Linked DNA regions of Homo sapiens: region 1 is linked to region 2. Evidence: chromatin loops called from intact Hi-C (ENCODE). Cell type or tissue: heart left ventricle. All regions are shown on one strand. Links, peaks and the distances in the headings refer to the core of each region. The heading gives the core; the rest is flanking DNA. Region 1 has its middle 10 kb from the start of GRID1. Region 2 overlaps GRID1 (glutamate ionotropic receptor delta type subunit 1).

The links. Hi-C counts contacts between places; a loop is a spot of excess contacts. Peaks named below come from ENCODE experiments on the same cell type or tissue, not always from the same donor. Only the 100,000 strongest peaks of a DNase experiment are listed, where the experiment ranks them.
Region 1: a loop joins it to region 2, with 5 times the contacts of the local background. A loop is called at or near these places in 2 of 110 quality-filtered maps.

The regions. Positions count from the first base shown.
Region 1 is chr10:86,368,865-86,385,263 of GRCh38, forward strand. No RefSeq gene overlaps it. Among named protein-coding and RNA genes, the nearest start is that of GRID1, 10 kb to the left of the region's middle. RefSeq lists an enhancer at 8,210-8,752 and silencers at 8,230-8,428, 8,388-8,682, 8,532-8,581, 8,592-8,651. In heart left ventricle, for the core only: no CTCF peak of the experiment used is centred there; a DNase peak (open chromatin) is centred at 3,387; H3K27me3 peaks cover 2,082 bases.
Region 2 is chr10:86,320,354-86,324,353 of GRCh38, forward strand. The region is part of intron 2 of GRID1 (glutamate ionotropic receptor delta type subunit 1); the gene reads right to left. Among named protein-coding and RNA genes, the nearest start is that of GRID1, 44 kb to the right of the region's middle. In heart left ventricle, for the core only: no CTCF peak of the experiment used is centred there; no DNase peak of the experiment used is centred there.

The DNA.
Region 1 (16,399 bases), core at 1,526-5,525, 50 kb after region 2:
CACCAACACATAGTTGTGGAATGATTTCCATCAAGTTCCAGTTTGGATGATGAGGTGGGTGATGAGGTTCCTGTGGCTTGGCATCTGAGGATCATGACTCAAGGTGGATCTCATCTGGAAGTTGTTGACCTGGGGCAACCTCACCTTCTGTCCTGGGTGCCTCCTTCCTCTCCAGCTTCCAGGGCGTGTGGTAGTCTGCCATCCCCATATGCTCATTCCCAGATCCTCACCCTGGGACAGTCCACTCAGCCAAGCCAGTTTTCCTATCCAGGCTAGAATCCCCTGGACACTGTAGGCAGCGTGGTGACTGTAGGCACTTGCTCAGCTCCTGTTCCTCACAGAGCTGGAAGGCAGGCCCAGAGACCACTGGGGACCTGTACAGACTCACCTTGAGGCAAAATGTGTTTAATCCTCTGCCACCTAAAGTTGGAGTTGCCAGGTTCCAGGGGCATTGGATGTTATTGGTCAGTTGCTCAGACTCATCAAGCCCTTAACAGTTTATTGCTCCTGGCCCAGCTATTCTTGGCCCAACACCCTTATCCCTGATAGCCTCTGGGGCTGCAAATGCTGCCTCTCCAAACCAGGGGAAGCAACTCTACCCAATGAACAAGTTCACCCCTAATGCAAGAATCTAGCTGGAGAAGATAGATTAGAAATCTCTGGGTCATATGACACACATCCACTTCAGAGAGAGAAAAACTGAGGCCCAGAGAAAGGCATCAGGTGAGTTGCTGGCAGGCCCAAGGCTCAGTCCTCTTGGTTTGCTCCTCACTACACAAAGGTGTATTCACAGAAATTAAAACTGAGTCAGTAAATCTTTCTTTTACACAAGCTCAGCCAGCACAGGTGACTGCTTTTTCTAAAGAGTTCTTCAGTTTTACTGATTCTAATTACTTTTCTTTAGCACTTACCACATGCAGGCACTGTGCTCACCACCTGACATCTTACCGAGGAGATGGTCATCCCATTTTACACACAAGGAAATTGAAGGAGGGTGCAAAAAGATAAAACTGGGCTCATCAGGAATCTCAACTGAAACAACACTGGACGCTAGTAGTTGGCCACAGAAGCTGTAGATGAAATGTCAAGGCAGAGAGAGGCCTCAGTGGTCTACTTGGAAGCTACAATCATTGTGACTTAAAGCTTTGTCATTCCAGAAATGCAGACCTTTCCTTTCTCCATTGCCTTCTTTCTCACCCCATCCAAAAGCTGGACTAAGGAAAAGCCAGCTGGAGTCCTGGCCCTCCAAGTGACCTGCCTCCTGGGCACAATCCTGAGGAGCTGCCTGCCTGATGTGGAACCACCAGTGCCCAACCCCTGCAGAAGTGCCCCTCCTGAACCATGCGTCTCCAGGGAGGGCCCAAAAACTCTATCTTCCTCATTCCCTCCTCAGCACAGAGCCCACCAGTGATATGGAAGACAATTCGGCCCAGGCCCTGCCTGCAAAGAAAGATCAAGTCCAAGCCTGGGGAATTCTCTGCAGGCTTTGGCATGGAACCCAGCTGTCCCGTGTACACAGGGTGGAGGCCAACCCAGGTCTTAAGGTCAAGCCCCCAGGGAAGAGTCTGTAGGCATCTGGGAAGGGGTCTTGCTGCCAGCCTCATCCGTCACTACAGGCTCCAGGGAACCCACTTTCTGCCAAGATCCAAGCTCAGAAAATCTCACTGCTGCCTTCCTCTCTTAACCCATTGGGTTTTTCCTGTTTTCAATTTTTTCTTGGAGACAGGGTCTTGTTCTGTCACCCAAGCCGGAGGACACTGATGTGATCATGGCTCACTGTAGCCTAGACCTCCTGGGCTCAAGCAATCCTCCCACCTCAGCCTCCTGAGTAGCTGAGACCACAGGCACATGGTACCATGCCCAGATAATTTTCTTCATTTTTTGTAGAGATGGGGTTTCACCATGTTTCCCAGGCTGTCTTGAACTCCTGGACTCAAGCAATCCTCCTGCCTCGCCTCCCAAAGTGCTGAGATTACAGGTGTGAGCCACCACGCCAGATTTGTTTTTTGGTTTTTTTTTAAAACACCCTTGTTTATTGCTTATTTCGTCTGTTCTCCCAGCGCTGTGTTGGCTCTTCAGTTGAATGTGAATTCTCTGTCTCTACTTTGTCTTCCTTACTACCCTTTCTTGCCAACCTCTTTCATCTTATTTTTACTGTTTCTCAGCTTGTATTTATTTTATGTGATGTTCTTTTATATTACTGTATTTTTTAGTTTACTTTTACTCTTGGTAGCCTCGTGGGTTGTTACTTTAAATTTCCCAGGCCAGCAATCTTTTGCATTGCTCATTCTATTAATTCGAGACTTCTATTGATTCATTCCTTGGTTTTCCCGAGGTTAGGGAGAAGGAAAATTCCAGCACCAGCTTGCCTCAGCCACCAGGGCAAGACCCACTGTTATGCCCCTTTGCACCCTTCCCGTGGCATGGTGCAGACACCCATGGTGGGCAGCCCAGGTGAGGGAGGGCTTCTGCGGGCCGGAGCCGTGCCCCATGGGCCAATGAGGAGAAAGGAAATTACACACCGTGTGTCCACCCTAGATAGGAATGCCTCATCTTTCCAGGGCAAGGACCTCTTTACCCCCATTATACAGTCAGGAAACTGGGACTCAGGACTGGGTCTTCAGTCTGCTTAGAATCAACTAGTCCAAAAAGTTACCTGTGTGAAAAACTGCTTCCTTTGCAAAAGCAAGGACCTCCAGAGGTCTCTTTCCTGGACCCAGGCTCTCCAGGCAGGATGGGTGGCAGGACTGAACAGAAGCTCAGGCTCATCTGGGGCTCTCATGCTAACATCCAGGATTCCCCTTGACCCCCTGGAGTCCAACAAGGTTCATTCCTTCCTTAGAACCCTGCAAAGGTCAGATAAGGCAAGCTGGAGTGTGCACAAAGGCATCTCCAAACGCCAAGGGAGAGCAAAGGAGAAGGAAGGCTCAGATCCCAGGAATGACCCCCAGGAGCTGTCATCTCAGTCCCAGGCCTCTGGGGGCAGCCTGTGTCTCACCTCCTGCTAAAGCAGAGATTCTCCAAGTGTGTGCCCCAAAGCCTGGATCTAAGAGGCTCTTCAGAGGAAGCTCGGGGCTTCTGAGGACCCCACTCCACGTCCATAGCCAGCCTTGCACATGGGCGTTCTGAGTCCACCGTTGTGTGGAGAATGGGCTTCTGCTGCTGCAGCTCACACATGTAAAACCACAGCCCTGAAAAGCCTGTCCCAGAGCCCACAGGCTGGCCCAGGCCCTCCCAGGAGACCTGCTGGGCTCCCTGCTTCCCAGCCCCAACGCCTGCCTGGGGTGGCTCTTCTCCTCTCTCTCCAACCTGGGCTCTGCAACTTTGCTGTTTTTGCACTTTGGGGACCACCCTATTCCGCAGGTGACTGGAAGGACTAAGTGGCAGGGTCCTGAATCCTGGCCTCTCTGACCCCAGGGCTGAACTCAGGCTCCTGTACCCTCAACAGTCACTGCCTGACTGTCCCAGAACATGAAGTGCCACAGAGGCTCCTGCCCCTCCCACCACTGCCCAGGGCTCCTCCTGCCCCTGTCGTCTCCTGCTTTGGGTTCCAGGGCTCCACACAGGTTTAGCTGAGACCTTGAGCTGAGTTAAGGAAGGGAGTGTACATTGCAGGTGAAGGGAACAGCGAGAGGAAAGGTATGGAGGCGGAAGCAAGTAAGGGAAGGCTGTGGGGAGAGCAGCAAGGTGGGAAGAAGGAGGCAGCAGAGGGACCAGGGTAGAAGTTGACAGAATGGTCCTGGTGGGAGATGCTAAAGCCAGACATGCTCCTTCCCAAACACATCTCTACAGAGTGGGCCTGGGGTGGCATCATAGCAGCCAGAGACCTGTCAACCATCGTGTCTTCAGTGGACATCCTGGGCAAGAGAGCCACCAATCCACAAAAAGGAACTTAAATAGTGGAGCGAGAGGACTTTGTCCCCTTTGCTACCAGGGAACTCATCGGAGACTGTCCCACCCTGGTTCTACACACAATACTTTATGCCAGTCATATGTCCTCTGCCCTCCCAGGAATGAGGCTGCAGGTGTCCACACATAGAGTGGGGCCTTGTTGCTCACCAGTCGCCCCCTGCTCCTTGTTTAAGATGAGATACCTAAATGTCAGCCTGCACAGCAGGCCAGGAGCTGCACAGACATTTTGTTCAATGGATGTGACAGGTCCACCCCACCACACCCCTCCTCATCCCATCCTAAGTTGGGAGCAGCACAGGGGCTCCCACCAGCCCACAGCCTTTCAGAGCCGAGTCCCCGACTCTCCCAAGGGATCAGGGATGGGGGAGCTGCATCCACCTGAAGCCCTTGCTCATCCAACAGAAAGCCCCTTCCCCAGACCCAGCCCTCCAGCTAAACGCAGCCCCTAATGGATCTGGGCACCCTATATATGGACACACCCATTTCCAAGAGCAGGTTATCTGGTCTGTAAACCTCCTCTTCCATCCGGCAATGAAGTGAAATTGTGATTGATTTTTCCTATCTGGTGCACCATAGTGCATTTAGCACCCTATAAACCTAAATGGGGGAGGTACTACCTCCCAGGAGGCTCCTGGAGACTTGGCTTGGAGCAAGGGCTGCCTGGCACTCCTTCAGATGAGGCAGGGACATGGCAAAGGCCCTGAATCCACTGCCAATGTGCTAGGCAACCTTGGGCAAAGTCCCTGACTTGCCAGAGATCTGTCTGGAAAATAGAGAGGGACCCAGAGATGTCTTTTGTTTTTGGGCTTCGTTTTTTTTTTGTTTTTTTTTTTTTTTTTTTGAGACGGTCTTGCTCTGTTGCCCAGGCTGGAGTGCAGTGGCATGATCGCAGTTCACTGCAACCTGCACCTCCCATGTTCAAGTGATTCTCCTGCCTCAGCCTCCCAAGTAGCTGGGATTGCAGGTGCGTGTCACCACGCCTGGCTAATTTTTGTATTTTTAGTAGAAAAGGGGTTTCACTAGGTTGGCCAGGCTGGTCTCAAACTCCTGACCTCAAGTGATCCGACTCCCTCAGCCTCCCAAAGTGCTGGGATTACAGGCCTGAGCCACCGAGCCTGGTGGGAGCTTTGATATGAGAGAACAGAAGAGGGAGTGGGAGGAGGCAGAAGCCCCCGGGGAGGCTCTCAGGGAAGGAGGGGAACCTGCATATGCTTAACCCTTGCCAAGCACAAGGCCTGTGCCCCACGGCAGCACACATGCCTCACTGTGGGGACAGGCAGTGGAAGGAGAAGGAGGTGGAAATGGGGAAAAAGGGCCTGCGGATCAGAGGCCATCGGCAGGCCTGCCACCCAGGTCCTCTCACTGTCTCCAAGACCAGGGCAGATCAACCACCAAGGGAAAGGGAGGGAGAAGCAGCCTCAGCGGTCAGAGGGGAGGGGCAGGGCTCAACCACTGAGGAACATTCACTGTTGCCTGCCGAGTGCCTGCTCACGGCCTGTTGGTGATTGACTCAAGACTTTGTGAGAATGGGACTTTTATCCCCACTCTACAGATGAGATCATCAAGTCTCAGAGCAGTAGTCACTGAACAGTTAATGAAAAATAGCCCCCAACAGATGTCCACATGCTAATCCCCAGAAACTGTAGATGAGACCTTATTTGGAGAGAGGATTTGCAGATTTGATTAAGTCAAACATCTGCAGATGAGGAGATGGTCCTGGATTGTCCAAGTGGGCCCTAAATGCCATCATGAATGTCCATCTAAGAACGACTCAGAGAAGGACGACACAGAGAAGACCATGTGATCACAGAGGCAGGGATGGGAGGGGTGCGGCCCCCTGCCAAGGAACGCGGGCAGCCACCAGAAGCTGAAATTTCATACAGCAGCCACAGGAAATGAACACAATGAAGAGGCCAGGACGCAGACTGAGATTAGCCTGACATGGCCCACCAGCCCTGCACATCGGAACAAATCCCAGCTCCTTTTGGGAGAAAGGCCCCAGGGCCAGTGAGTCCAGCCAGCCCAGCATGAGCCCAGGCTGCACACGCTCACCCCAGCAGCCACACAGCCCTCCTGGACACCAGCAAACAGAGAGAGTTAGGGCAGCCAGCAAGGCAGCCAGCAGACAGGTAAGGCCCTCCCAGGGACAGCCATGGTCCTGCACTCCACCGTGTCCTCTGAGGACTGCGCCAGCCTGCAAGGGCCTACAGGACCCAGGCGGATGGAAATTAGTGAGAGAGACCTCCAGGACCGCCGCACCCATAGCAGCTGTGTCTGAGCCTGGCTGCGACTGCCTGCCCTCTGCCCTCCATTCCCACATAGCAATCCACCCCAACCTTGTTTCTTAAAACACAAAAAGTCCTTTATTTCTTACACACAGAAGCTTGTTTTAATGTCTTGTTTGATTTAGAAAATGCCAGAAAATGTGAAGAAGAAAATGATGATAACCCATGACACTGCCTCCATGTTCTTCCCAAGTGGCCCATTCTGACCAATGAGACCTTGGCTGAAGCTCTGTTCACATAAAATAAAAGGCAGAGCCTCCGGAGGAGAAAGAGTTTGTTCCTCTGCCTTCCCCCTTCTTCCTGCTGGAAGGTAGACAGGAGACCCGGAGGAAAGCCTGCCGTCCTGTGACCTTCAGAAGCCAAGCAGGGCATGCACAGCCTGCGTTCCAGGAGGGCAGAGCGAGGCTGCTTTATCAGCCCAGGACACAGGAGCCAATCAGACCCTGGTCTTTATAAGCTTCTGCAGTGAATTTCTCAGTTTTTCGTAACTTAACACAAATCCTACCTGATACCACCAACCAGAAATAACCGCCGTTGACATTGTGATGCTCTTCTTCCCATCCTTTTTTCTATTCAAGTATAATTTTGAAAGAGAAACAGACAAAAATATTACTACCTGAAATTATTTTTCACCTCTTTCTTGCCTGTCTCCACCTATAGAAGGAAAGCCCAATAAGGAGGACGATAGTATTTATCTTATTTACAGTTGTATTCTCAGTGCCTAAAAGAATACCTGGCATGTCTCAAAGATACTCAATAAATGTTAAATCAATTAATTAGTGAATGAATGAACATTTTAATGTGAGCATTTCTCTCTGCTATGAAATTCTCTTCCAAAAATGTGATTTTTTTTTATGGCTGATTACAGTTCTATTCCATGGAGCTATCATACATTATTTAATCATTCATTTGCTATTGAATATTCTCCCCAATTTTTACCATTATAAACAGTGCTTCGGTAAAAAATACTTACACATGCATTTTCAGCTTTTATGCAATTATTTCCTTAGTAGAATAAATACCTAGCAGTGGAATTGCTGGGTCAAAGGTTATGCGTCATTTAAGTCTCTAATACATAGTTCCAAAATTGCCCTCCAAAGCTGTTTTTAAAACCAGTCTACGTTTCCATGGGCAATTCATGAAAGTGTCTGCTTCTCTGCACCTTCAGCAACACTAAGCGTTATTCTTTGTTTCATTCTTGATAAATGAAAAATTGCATCTCTAAGTTGTTTTAGGGTGCATTTCCTACCCACTGGGAACACTGACTGTTCTTTTGCCAGTGTGTGGCTCTTTGTGGGGTCACCTGAGGGTAGCGGCCTGCATCTACCATCATCTGTTGAAGGTCTGTGACCATAGAAGGGAGGGTCTCCTTGGCCTATGGGCCAGTGATCAAGCCTCTCCAGGAAATGTTGGGGAGAGTAGCCAAAGGCTAGACTTCTGGAGTCCACGAGATTTCCAGACTGGAATCATCTGGAATCATGGAGCTGACCTTCCTTCACAGGAGGCCGGGCCATCCCCGTGATCCCCTGCTAAGGGTCATGGTGGGCAGGACAGACACAAGTCCTAATGTGGACCCAGAGCCTGGTGGTTGGGGGTGAGGGGAGACCTTGGGTAGGCCCAGGCGAGGACTGGACGTTTTTGGGGACTGGCAGGGAAGGGAAGCTAATGCCAGGCCCTGAGACCTGGAAGGCTGTTACGGACTCTGAGATGCCCGAGGGAGTTGAATAAGGAGGAAGGAGGGGCCATCCAGGAAGCAGGCTGAGCACAAGCAAAGGCCCAGAGCAGGTTCAAGCATGGGGTGGGCTCAAGCCCAGATCAGGACCACACGGCCCGCGCATCCTCTCCGCCACACTCCCTCCCCAGAGGCCGCGCGCGCCCGCATGCCCCGCTCAGGCCCAGCTCGTCCGCAACCTAATGAAAGCCGAGGTGGGGGTTGTCCAAACATCTCCCGACCCTCACTCTGTGCCTGACCTGGGCCGCGCCCTGAGCCACCGCGCAATTGCCCACATTTCACAGATGGGGGGATTGTGCACGGACCAAGAATGGTCAAGGGCCTCCAGGCCCCACGAGGGGCCGAGAAATAGCCACGCGCGCCGGGGGTTTGAGGGCTGGAGAACCTCATGGAAGAGGCGGTGGGGCGCCCTGCCCCAAGAGACCCCGGGCTGAACAGAGACAGCGGTCTCCGGCCCCCGTGCCCGCCCTACTGGGCTGACGGCTACACGGGCTGGTCTGCCGATTCCGCAGGTGACAGCGCGAGGGACGCAGCGAGGGCGCAGGCCGCCGCGAGGCGCGGTTTCCAAGCCCAGTCGCCGGCGCCGCCCAGGAGCAGCCGCAGTGCAATGCTGCCCCCTGCCGGCAACCGCGGGAACGGGCCCCAGGCGCTGCCGCGCGAGCCGCCCCAGGAGGGAGGACCTGTCCCAAGGATAACCGCACCTCTACGTGGTCCGGAAGGCCTGCACGCTGATGGGCGGTGGGAAGCCCAACAGGGCCTGGTCTCAGTGAAAATAACAGCAATAGCCCACATTTACATAGCGTTTACTACGAGACAGGCACTATTTTAATGCTTTGCATACATTAACTCATGTAATCCTCACCCAATCCTTCACAAGGGAGGCGCTCTTATTATTCCCATTTTACAGAGCAGTAAATGGAGGCACAAGAGAGTTATGTAACATGCCCAGCTGGTATGTGGCAAAATAGGATTTGAACCCAGGCATTCTGGCTCCCCAGCCCACGTCTTTGAACTATCTGCCAGTCAGAAAAGCCAGTGGGGGATCCACTTTACACAGCCCAGCACCCCTGTGTAAATTCCTGCGGATTTCTAGAGCCCAACCCCCATGGTCAGCCCCTGCTGCAAATAACAGGCAGGCGTCCTATAGCGTGGATCATTAACCATTCTCCGTCTGGACCACACACGGAGGGACTGGGACCCTGGATTTCCCAGGGGTCTGTTGGAGACTGCCTGAGCCTTCCCTGAGAGCCTTAAAAGGCCAGGATCCAAAGAGGTGACCCCAGTGTCCTCCTCCTCAGGCCATCCAAGATCCGAAGCAGGAAGAGGGCCTGGGTGAGCTCAGCTTTTGTGAAGAGCTCACTGTGTGCAGCATCTGTCCTGGCAGCCCCCAGTTCTTGCCGCTTCCCCCTCACCCTGATTCCTGCCAAAGTTTCAGGCTCAGCTCTGTCAAAACAGTAAGTCAAATTGTGACAGTCCTACTTAAAGCTCTTTACTACAACTCAACAACAAAACCAACCTGATTAAAAAATCAGGCAAAGGACATGAATAGACGTATCTCCAAAAATGAGATATAAATGACCAATAAGCACATGAAAAGATGCTCAACATCACTAGCCATTAGGGAAATGCAATAAAAACCACAATGAGATACCACCTCACATCCATTACACACTAATCACAATCAATCAATAAATCAAGCAAGGATGTGGAGAAATTGGAACCCTTGTGAATTGTTTGTGGGAACGTAAGAGGGTGCAGCCGCTATGGAATACAGTAGGCCATTTCTCAAAAAATTGAAAATAGAACTACCATATGATTTTCAATTTAACCGAAAGGGTCAAAATCTCACTTAAAGAGTATATTAAGTGCAAAGTTCAAGGACAAGTGGTCCAGGAAGCAAAGATTCCAAAGGATGGAAGTCAGTGTAGATCCAAAGTGTAGAAGTTTAGGATCGTGCATACAGATAAAGTTTAGGGAAGCTTAACAGAACATTTAACATCTTTTTATGTAAGACTTAATACATAGTTACAATGATCTGATTAGTCAAGATGGTCTTTTTCTTCTGGGAAAGGTACACTTAACATTCCACACTGAAGATATAACTATCATGGGGTCTTGGCTGCTATCTGGTCTAAGTTAGGTACAGGACAATAAAAAAGGCAGTTAATTTATAACAAAGATCAGTGACTGGAAGGGGGGAGTTATGGTCTCTGGTCTCCCCTAGTCATTTACAGAACAAGAGCAATGAGTAAGAGAGTTAATTTCTTTCTTTTCTTTTTTTTTTTTTTTGAGAGAGAGTCTTACTTCGTCACCCAGACTGGAGTGCAGTGGTGTGATCTCAGCTCACTGCAACCTCTGCCTCCTGGGTTCAAGCAATTCTCGTGTCTCAGCCTCTCAAGTAGCTGGGATTACAGGCATCCGCCACCACACCTAGCTACTTTTTGTATTTTTAGTAGAGACGGGGTTTCACTATGTTGGCCAGGCTGGTCTCGAACTCCTGAACTCAAGTGATCCACCCACCTCGGCCTTTCAAAGTGCTGGGATTACAGGCGTGCTCCACCATGCCCGGCCTTAATCTATAATCTAAGAAGCAGGATTGCAAACAAGTTACATGAATGAGCCTTCCCCCTTGGTATAATAAATTTAGAGGATTCTGAAATTGTATTTTCTTTTACATGATCGAGCAATTCCACTATGGGTATATATCCAAAAGAATTGAAAACAGGTCCTCAAAGAGATATTTGTACACCCATATTTATAGCAATGTTATTCACAATAGCTAAAGGGTGGAAGAAACCCAGGCGTTCATCAACAAATGATGGATAAACTGTGGTCCATCCATGCAATGGAATATTATTCATCCTTAAAAAGGAAGGACATTTTGACACATGTTCCAACATAGACGAACCTTGAGGACATTATGCTAAATGAAATAAGCGCATCACAAAAAGACAAATACTGGCCAGGCTCAGTGGCTCATGTCTGTATCCCAGCACTTTGGGAGGCCAAGGCAGGTGGATTGTTTGAGCTCAGGAGTTTGAGACCAACCTGGGCAACATGGCAAAACCCCATCTCAACAAAAAATACAAAAAAATTAGCCGAGCGTGGTTACACACACCTGTGGTCCCAGCTTCTCGGGAGGCTGAGACAGGAGGATGGCTTGAGCCTTGAAGGCAGAGATTGCAGTGAGCCAAGATCATACCACTGCACTCTAACCCGGGTAACAGAGTGAGACGTCATCTAAAAAGAAGAAAAGAAAAGACAAATACTGTATGATTCTCTCATAGGAGGTACCTAGAGTAGTCATATTCACAGAGACAGAAAGTAGAATGGTGGTTGCCAGGGTCTGAGGGAAGATGAGAATGGGGAGTTGTTTAATGGGGACAGAGTTTCAGTTTGGGAAGATGAAAAAGTTCAGGAGATGGATGGTGGTGAGGGTTGCACAACAATGTGAATGTACCTAATGCCACTGAACTGTATGCTTAAAAATGGTTAAGATGGTAAATGCTATATTATGTGTATTTTATCACAATTAAAAATAAAAATAATATAAAATCACACAAACCCTTTGCTAGGCCCTCTGTCTGCAGAACAATGGTCAAGTTCCACAGCACTTAGGCTGTAGTGAATTTCTGCAGGACCGGCCCCAGGCAATGCCCCCTGCCCTGAGAGCTGCGCCATCAAAACAACACGGGGCTGTAGCAGGAATGACCGAGGTCGTAGAAGACCCAGGCCCTGACTATGTCTGATTGGTCTGAAGATGGCCACCTACTCCAAACTAGCCAATCAGCACCCTCCTCCAGAATGCTTTAACTAGAATAAAGAGAATCCGGCCCTATAGGTGATGGGTATGTAAGATGTGAAGTCAGGCTAGGTGGGCAGACATGATCCCTGATGGGTGGAAGGAACCAGAGAAGCACAGGCAAGAGGTGGTGGCTGTTCCCCTGCCCTCTCTGCCTTTGCAGTGTGAGTTTCTGCCATGTGTTATGGTCACTGGCAACAAAAAGATTACTGGCTAGAACAGAAGCCCTCCAAAGGGCTCCCAACCCCAAAGTGTAAAACAATTCGGTAACACTAATGAGCCACGCTGTTTCCCACCTCTCAGCCCTTGCTGTTCCCTCTCCTAGGAATGCCTTCTTTCGTGGATGGCCCCCTAGAAATGTATGTGGCTTTTAAGATGAAGTTGAAACTCCATGAACCAGGAAGTCTTTATTACCTACACCCCCAACCCCATGTGGAAGTGACCCATCCTTGGGCCACCTGTGGCTGCAGCACCCACCATCATATATGTCTGTTCTCACACCTGCCTCCCCTTCTAGCTGGAAGAGTCGCAAAAGCTGAGACTCATCTTGTGTTCCCATTACCCAGGAAAGGGTCTAGCACCTAGTGGGTTCTCAATCAATGCTTACTGAATGAAGACGGAGATGCAAAGTAAATATCATCAACCCTCTTTTACAGAGCACACAACTGAGGCTTAATGATGTGGCATCCCAGATCAATCCCCTACAAGCTGTAGGCATCTCCTTGTCTGATCCTACCTCCCAGCCCTCCCCAACTGCTGAAATCCACCCACGTGACTTTAGAACTCCTGGTCAATAGGAAATTCACACCTGGATCCATCATAGTGAAACAGCAGAAAACCAAAGATACAGAGAAAAATTGTAAAAGCAGCTAGAGAAGAAAAAACAGATTTCTTAAACTGACAGCTGACTTCTCAACAACAGTACACACATAACAAGGCGGAAGATAGTGGAGTGGTAGCTTCAATGAGCTGAAAGAATGTTTCTACCCTAGAACTCCACACTAAGGAAAAAAATGTCTTTCAAGAATTAGGATGAAATAAAGATTTTTCAGGCAAACAAAAACTCTGAGAGTTCAATTAGAAGCAGACGTTCACTAAAGGAAATGCTCAAGGAGCTATTTCAGGCAGAAGGAAAGTGATCCCAGATGGAAGGACCTATGCACAGGAAAGAGTGAAAAGCAATGAGCATTTAAATGCATGGGTGAATATAAATGAACACTGTCTAGAACAGTGATGCCTATGGCATACAAAAAAATAAGAACTAAAATATAAGACAATACAGGGATTGTCTGGGGAATATGGCAAAAGTATTCATTAACTGTAAACTTTGGTAAATTAAGTATGCAGATTTTAATTTTGAAGGAAAACACATACACAAAAAAGGAGACAATAACTTTGGATGGAAAAGTGTATGATAAAGTACAGTGAAGTCCAAGAAAATACAGTTGAGCCCAAGAAAGCAAGAAAGAGAAACAGAACAGAAAGCCCAAAATAAAGTGATATTTTAAAAACAAAAATACATTAATAAGTATATTAAATGTAAGAGAATTGAATGCTTTAGTCAAATTGCAAATGTTAGTAAATTGGATTTTTTGTGAAAATCTAGATGTGACAAAAGTCACATTTAGGATATAAAAATAAAGAAATATTGAGAGTAAAAGGAATAAGGATAATGTGCCATGTGAGCATTAACCAAAAAAGAGCTACTGTGGCTATAGCAATATCAGACAAAGTAGACTTTAAGGCAAAAAAGTATTATTAGAGATAAAGAGGATTATTATGTGATGATAAAATATTTCATTTACAAGGGAGACATAAAAATGTTATACTTGTATGCATTTAACAACATAGTCACAAAATATATAAAGTCCAAAATTATATATCTACAAAAAGAAAGACAAATCCAACATCACAGTGAGAGAATTTAGCACAAGTCTCTCAGTATAGACAAGAAAAGCAGTAAAAAGCCGTCACAATTCAGGGAAGAAATAAACCATCTGTAAAATATTATTAACATATTTGATCTAGTGGACACATATAGAATGCTGCACTCAACAAGAGCAGACTACAGTTTCTTTTCAAGCATACATGAACATTTACAAAAAGATAATGTTTAGGCCGGGTGCGGTGGCTCATGCTTTTAATCCCAGCACTTTAGGAGGCCGAGACGGGCGGATTACCTGAGGTCAGGAGTTCAAGACTAGCCTGGCCAATATGGCAAAACCCCATCTCTACTAAAAATACAAAAATTAACCCACCATGATGGTGCATGCCTGTAATCTCAGCTACTTAGGAGGCTGAAGCAAGAAAATCACTTGAATCCAGGAGGCGGAGGTTGCAGTGAGCCAAGATCACACCACTGCACTCCAGCCTGGGCAAAACAGCAAGACTCTATCTCAAAAAAAAAAAAAAGATAATGTTTGATTGAAATAGTATTAAACATGATTTCTTTTTTTTTTCTTTTTTTTTTTTTTTTTTTTTTGGTGAGATGGAGATTTACTTTTGTTGCCCAGGGTGGAGTGTAATGGCACGATCTCAGCTCACCGCATTCTCCGCCTCCAAGGTTCAAGCAATTCTCCTGCCTCAGCCTCCGGAGTAGCTGGGATTACAGGCATGTGTCACCACGCCCGGCTAATTCTGTATTTTTAGTAGAGACAGGGTTTCACCGTGTTGCCTAGGCTGATCTCAAACTCCTGACCTCAGGTGATCCACCCGCCTTGGCCTCCCAAAGTGCTGGGATTACAGGCGTGTGGTGAGCCACTGCACCCGGCCATTAAACATGATTTCTGACAACAATGTAATTAACTTGGTAATTAATATTAAAAATAAAACTAAGAAATACATTCCTAAACAACTCAGTATACAAAAAGAACATGATAAATGAAAATTAGAAAATATTTACAACAGGCCTGTAATCCCAGCACTTTGGGAGGCCGAGGCGGGCAGATCACGAGGTCAGGAGATCGAGACCATCCTGGCTAACACAGTGAAACCCCGTCTCTACTAAAAATACAAAAAAATTAGCCGGGCGAGGTGGCAGGTGCCTGTAGTCCCAGCTACTCGGGAGGCTGAGGCAGGAGAATGGCATGAACCCCAGGAGGCGGAGCTTGCAGTGAGCCGAGATCGCGCCACTGCACTCCAGCCTGGGTGGCAGAGCGAGACTCCGTCTCATAAAAAAAAAAAGAAAGAAAGAAAAAGAAAAAAGAAAATATTTACAACAGAAGAATAACAAAAATGTCACATATCAAAACTCATGCTTCTCTCTAAGTAGCCTTTTATGTATTTGGAAGATTTATAGTCTTGAAGGAAGGCAGAAAATTAATGAAAAAGTGTCCATTTCCGACATTAGAAAAAGAAACGTAAAATAACCCAAAAAGGTAGAATAAAAAAGTCGAGAGTATAAATTAATAAAATATGAAAGATAATACATGCAATAGAGAAATCAAAATAAAATTTAAAAGTCAAAAGTCATTTCTTTGAAACTATTAACAAAGTTAAAAAATCCTGGCAAGACTGATCAAAATGGAAGAGAGAAAAAGAGAAAGAGAGAGAATGAAAATAACTAAGCAAGAGTAAGAAAAAGAAGTTAACCAAGGATCCTACAGACATCAAAAAATAAGAAAATAGTATGAACATATATTTGAAAATTCAAATGAAATGGATAAATTTCTCTCTAAAATACAATTTACCAAAATTTATACCAGAGGAAATGGATAACTTGGGCAGTCTTACAATTATTAAAGAAATGTAAATCCTTGAAGCCCAGATGGTTTCATTGGTGAATTCTACCAAACATTTAAGGAAGAAACAATGTCACTGTTACACAAACTTTTCCATAGACCAGAAAAAGAGGAACCAGGCAGGGCGCGGTGGCTCACGCCTGTAATCCCAGCACTTTGGGAGGCCGAGACGAGCAGATCACCTGAGGTCAGGAGTTGGAGACCAGCCTGACCAACATGGAGAAACCCCATCTCTACTAAAAATACAAAATTAGCCGGGCGTGATGGCACATGCCTGTAATCCCAGCTACTCGGGAGGCTGAGGCAGGAAAATCGCTTGAACCGGGAGGCAGAGGTTGCAGTGAGCCAAGATCGTGCCATTGCACTCCAGCCTGTGCAACAAGAGCGAAACTCCGTCTCAAAAAAAAGAAAAAAAAAAGGAAAAGAAAAAGAGGAACCATCCCAACTTCTTTATGATGCCAGCAGAGCAATATTAAAACCTGACAAAGACATTAGAGAAATGAAAATCACAAGCCACTCACTTTCATGAAAGTAAATGCAAAAATTCTAAATCAAACATTAGCCAACCAAATCAAAAGATATGTAAATAAAATATAAATATATTACAAATATATAATCCATCATGACCAAATTTTATGTATTCTAGTAATGAAAATTGGCTTAACATTTTAAAAAATCAGTGATATTCACCACATTGTAAAGGATTGAAGGAGGAAAAATATTTGAAAACCTGTGGATTCTATGGAACAAAAAAAGGTGCAGTGAGAAGCTTTAAGAAGACCTACATAGATGAAGGGATACACTATAAATAAATATTGGAAGAACAAATATGATACAGATGTCAGTTTAAATCAGAAATTCAAAAGATGTTTTGTGGAACTTGTAAAGTGAGTCTAAAATGTATTGAGAAGTATAAAAAAATAAGATA
Region 2 (4,000 bases), core at 1-4,000:
GGTGACAGAATGGGCATTTCAAACACACACTTGCACCACGGATGAACCTTGAAAACCTCATGCTAAGTGAAGTAAGCACGTCACAAAAGTACTATATGATTCCACTTGTATGAAATATCTGGAGTAGTCAAAGTCAGAAGGAGAGAAAGGAGAATGGTGGTTTTGCGGGGCTGGAGGAAGAAGGAATGGGGAGTCACTGTTTAAGGGCTATAGTATTTCTGTTTGGGAAAATGAAAAAGTTCTGGAGATGGATGGTGGTGATGGCTGCACAGAATGTGAATTAATGCTATTGAACTGTACACTTAAAAATGGCTAAAATGGTAAATGTTATGTACATTTTAACAAACACACACACATCCTTAGGACTCTACCTTAGGAAAATGCTCCAAATATGGACAAAATTTCAAGCACAAGATGTTCATTGTGGCTTGTTATTATTATTATTATAGTAAAATGTCGGAGAGAGCCGGGCGCGGTGGCTCACGCCTGTAATCCCAGCACTTTGGGAGGCTGAGGTGGGTGGATCACGAGGTCAGGAGATCAAGACCATCCTGGCTAACACGGTGAAACCCCGTCTCTACTAAAAAACACAAAAAATTGGCTGGGCGTGGTGGTGGGCTCCTGTGGTCCCAGCTGCTTGGGAGGCTGAGGCAGGAGAATGCCGTGAACCTGGGAGGCGGAGCTTGCAGTGAGCCAAGATCGCGCCACTGCACTCCAGCCTGGGCGACAGAGTGAGACTCCATCTCAAAAAAAAAAAAGAAAAAAAGCAAAAAAAAAATGTTGGGAAGAAAAAGGAAACAGCAAAGTCAATTCAGATGTACCCACCAGCAGAAATATTATGCAGTCATTAAAATAGTGATTATGAAGAAATTTTAATGACCCAGGAAATAATTACCATGGCATGGTAATTATATGAAATGATGTGCCACATTATAAATCTCTTCTGCAACAAGGTCACCCAGTAAAAATGAATAGAGATCGGGCCAAAATGGTGGCCTGGGGTCACATTCTGCCTCTTCCCAATACAAAACCCTAAAAGTAACATAAACACTTTTTTAAAAATCCATAGCAGTGCTGAAAAACCAGAATGGGGTTCTTTCCTGCAGGAGCTGGATTTTTTAAAAAAGAAGAAGAATGAGGTTCTTACTAGGGCAGGAATCATGAAGAATGCTTGCAAGGCAGAAGGTTGATGGGTTCGGATTGGAAATGGTACCACAGGGCAAAGCATATCCGGGAGAGGGCTGCCATGAAGCTGGCAGCTCCAATCTGGGAAGCCCAGCAAGTGAGGACCCAGAAGAAGCCCCAAATCAAATGTGAGGGTGGCTGGCAGGGCCATGATGCCAAGCAGTGACCTGCAAAAGCAACTGCCCGCAGGCAGAAGCAGGGAGTAGGGGAGACAGCCCTCGAGTGGCAACAACACACAGGAGGTCAGTGGAGCCCATACCCAAAGACTGGGATCTGCTCCAGCTGGCACAACAGTGCAGAGCTCTTCCCATCCAGTATGTGAGTTCAGCCTCACAGATAGGACAACAGAAACCTTCAAACACAAAGACAAGCAGGCAACCCAGAATCACCCACCTTATTAAGAAGATTACACGTCGAAAGAGGCACACCAAACTCATCTGCTAAACGAACGCACCCCTGAGGACTTGGGTACTAGGACAAGCAGAATGACACTTTGAACGAGAAAACAGAGAGAGGGGAGAGGCTATCACATCCATTTAAAACGAATGAACTAGATCTGGGAACCAAACATTTCATCATTAAAGTTTAAAAAGGGGCTGAATAGCAGCATGGAACAGATGAAGATCAAATTAGTCACCTAGGGGGCTGAAACAGGAACTCTCCCAGATGGCACAAAAACCCAGAGATGGAAGGATAAAAGTAAATTAAAAGACATGAAGGATATAAGCTCCAACCACCACCTAAAAGGAATTCCAAAAAGAGACCTGAGAGAATATGGGAAATTAGAAAAGAAAATGCAGAAACACACAAGTCCTCAGATTGACAGAACCTACCACATGCAAAGTAGAATTATGTTTTGTTGTTGTTGTTGTTGTCGTTGTTGTTGTTGTTGTGACAGATTCTTGTTCTGTTGCACAGGCTGGAGTGCAGTGGCATGATCTCGGGTCACTGCAACCTCCACCTCCTGGTTCAAGTGATTCTCCTGCCTCAGCCTCCCAAGCAGCTGGGACTAGAGGCACACGTCACCATGCCCAGCTAATTTTTGTATTTTTAGTAGATGTGGGGTTTCACCAAGTTGGCCAGGCTGGTCTCAAACTCCTGACCTCAGGTGATCCACCCACCTTGGCCTCCCAAAGTGATGGGATTACAGGTGTGAGCCACCTTGCCCGGCCTTGAATTATTTTTTTTTAAATAAAAATAAATAAATAAATAAATAAATAATAAAAATAAATATTGGGCACAGAGTGGTGAAATTTCAAAATCCAAGGGACAGCCAGGCACGGTGGCTCATGACTGTAATCCCAGCACTTTGGGAGGCCAAGGCAGGCAGATCACTTCAGGCCAGGAGTTCAAGACCAGCCTGACCAACATGGTGAAACCCCGTCTCTACTAAAAATACAAAAAAAAAAAGCTAGGTGTGGTGCCGCACACCTGTAATCCCAGCTCCTTGGGATGCCGAGGCAGGAGAATCACTTGAACCTGGGAGGTGCAGAAGTTGCAGTGAGCTGAGATCGCACCACTGCACTCCAACCTGGGTTACAGAGCAAGACTCTATATGAAAAAGAAAACATAAAAATCAAAGGGAGAAAGGAAAAATGCCAAATTATCCCAGAAAACAACACAGCCTGCCTACAGAGGAGCAGAAGCTGCAGCAGTAGATGGCAACTTCTCGAGAGCCGGGGTGGCCTCTTTCCTAGCTGAAGGGATGTGGGGCTTCTCTTCACTCAGCCTCACTTTCTCTGCCTGTTAAGTGGGGAGCAGCCCCGACCTCACAGAGTTGTCAGCAGAATTAAATGACTTACTATGTATAAAGCACTGGTGCAGAGCACACACTGTATTTGACTTAGCAGTCACTGTTCCTGAGGACATGGATGCATACAAGTCAATGAAACAATATCTCCAAAGAGCTTAGGAGAGAAATGGCATAAACCTTAAATTCTCTACTCAGCTTTTAGGAAGGAAACAGGCATTTTCAGAAATGTGAAGATACAGAAAATTCACCACCACAAACCCTCTTGGAAAGAATTACCAAACGGTATGCTCCAGCAACCACAAAAATGAATCCAGAGAGCAGAGAAGTGAGTGGCTGCCAGCGGCCGGGGGAGTGGAAATTGGAGTGACTGCTCAATGGGTACAGGGTCTCTTCTCAGGATAATGAAAATGTTCTGGAATTAGGTAGTGGCAATGGTTGCACAACATCGGAATGTACTGGAAGTCACTGAAGTGTATACTTTAAAATGGTTAAAATCATGTGATGTGCATTTTACCACAATTTTTAAAAATGAATCAAAGAACATAATGTGGAATGCAAAAGCAGTAGTGAGAAAAAACTAAAACTTATCATTAAAACTTTATTGAGGCCCAGCATGGTGGCTCACACCTGTAATCCCAGCACTTCGGGAGGCCAAGGTGGGCGAGTCACTTGAGGTCAGGAGTTTGAGACCAGCCCAGCCAACATGGTGAAACCCCATCTCTACTAAAATTACAAAAATTAGCTGGGCATGGTGGTGCACACCTGTGGTCCCAGCTACTCAGGAGGCTTAGGCAGGAGAATCGCTTGAACCCAGGACGCAGAGATTGCAGTGAGCCGAAATTGTGCCACTGCACTCCAGCCTGGGTGACAGAGTGAGACTCATCTCAAAAAAAAAAAATTGGTTTTTATTAACTATTAAAATTTGGAACTAAAATCCCAGCTGGCCTCATGTTAGGTAGTGATACAGCTCGGGGCAGAAGGACATTGAGGCATAGAAAGGTCTCAATTTGTTCCAGGAGACACTGATTATACGTTGAGAGACACGTGTAAACATAAAGGTAT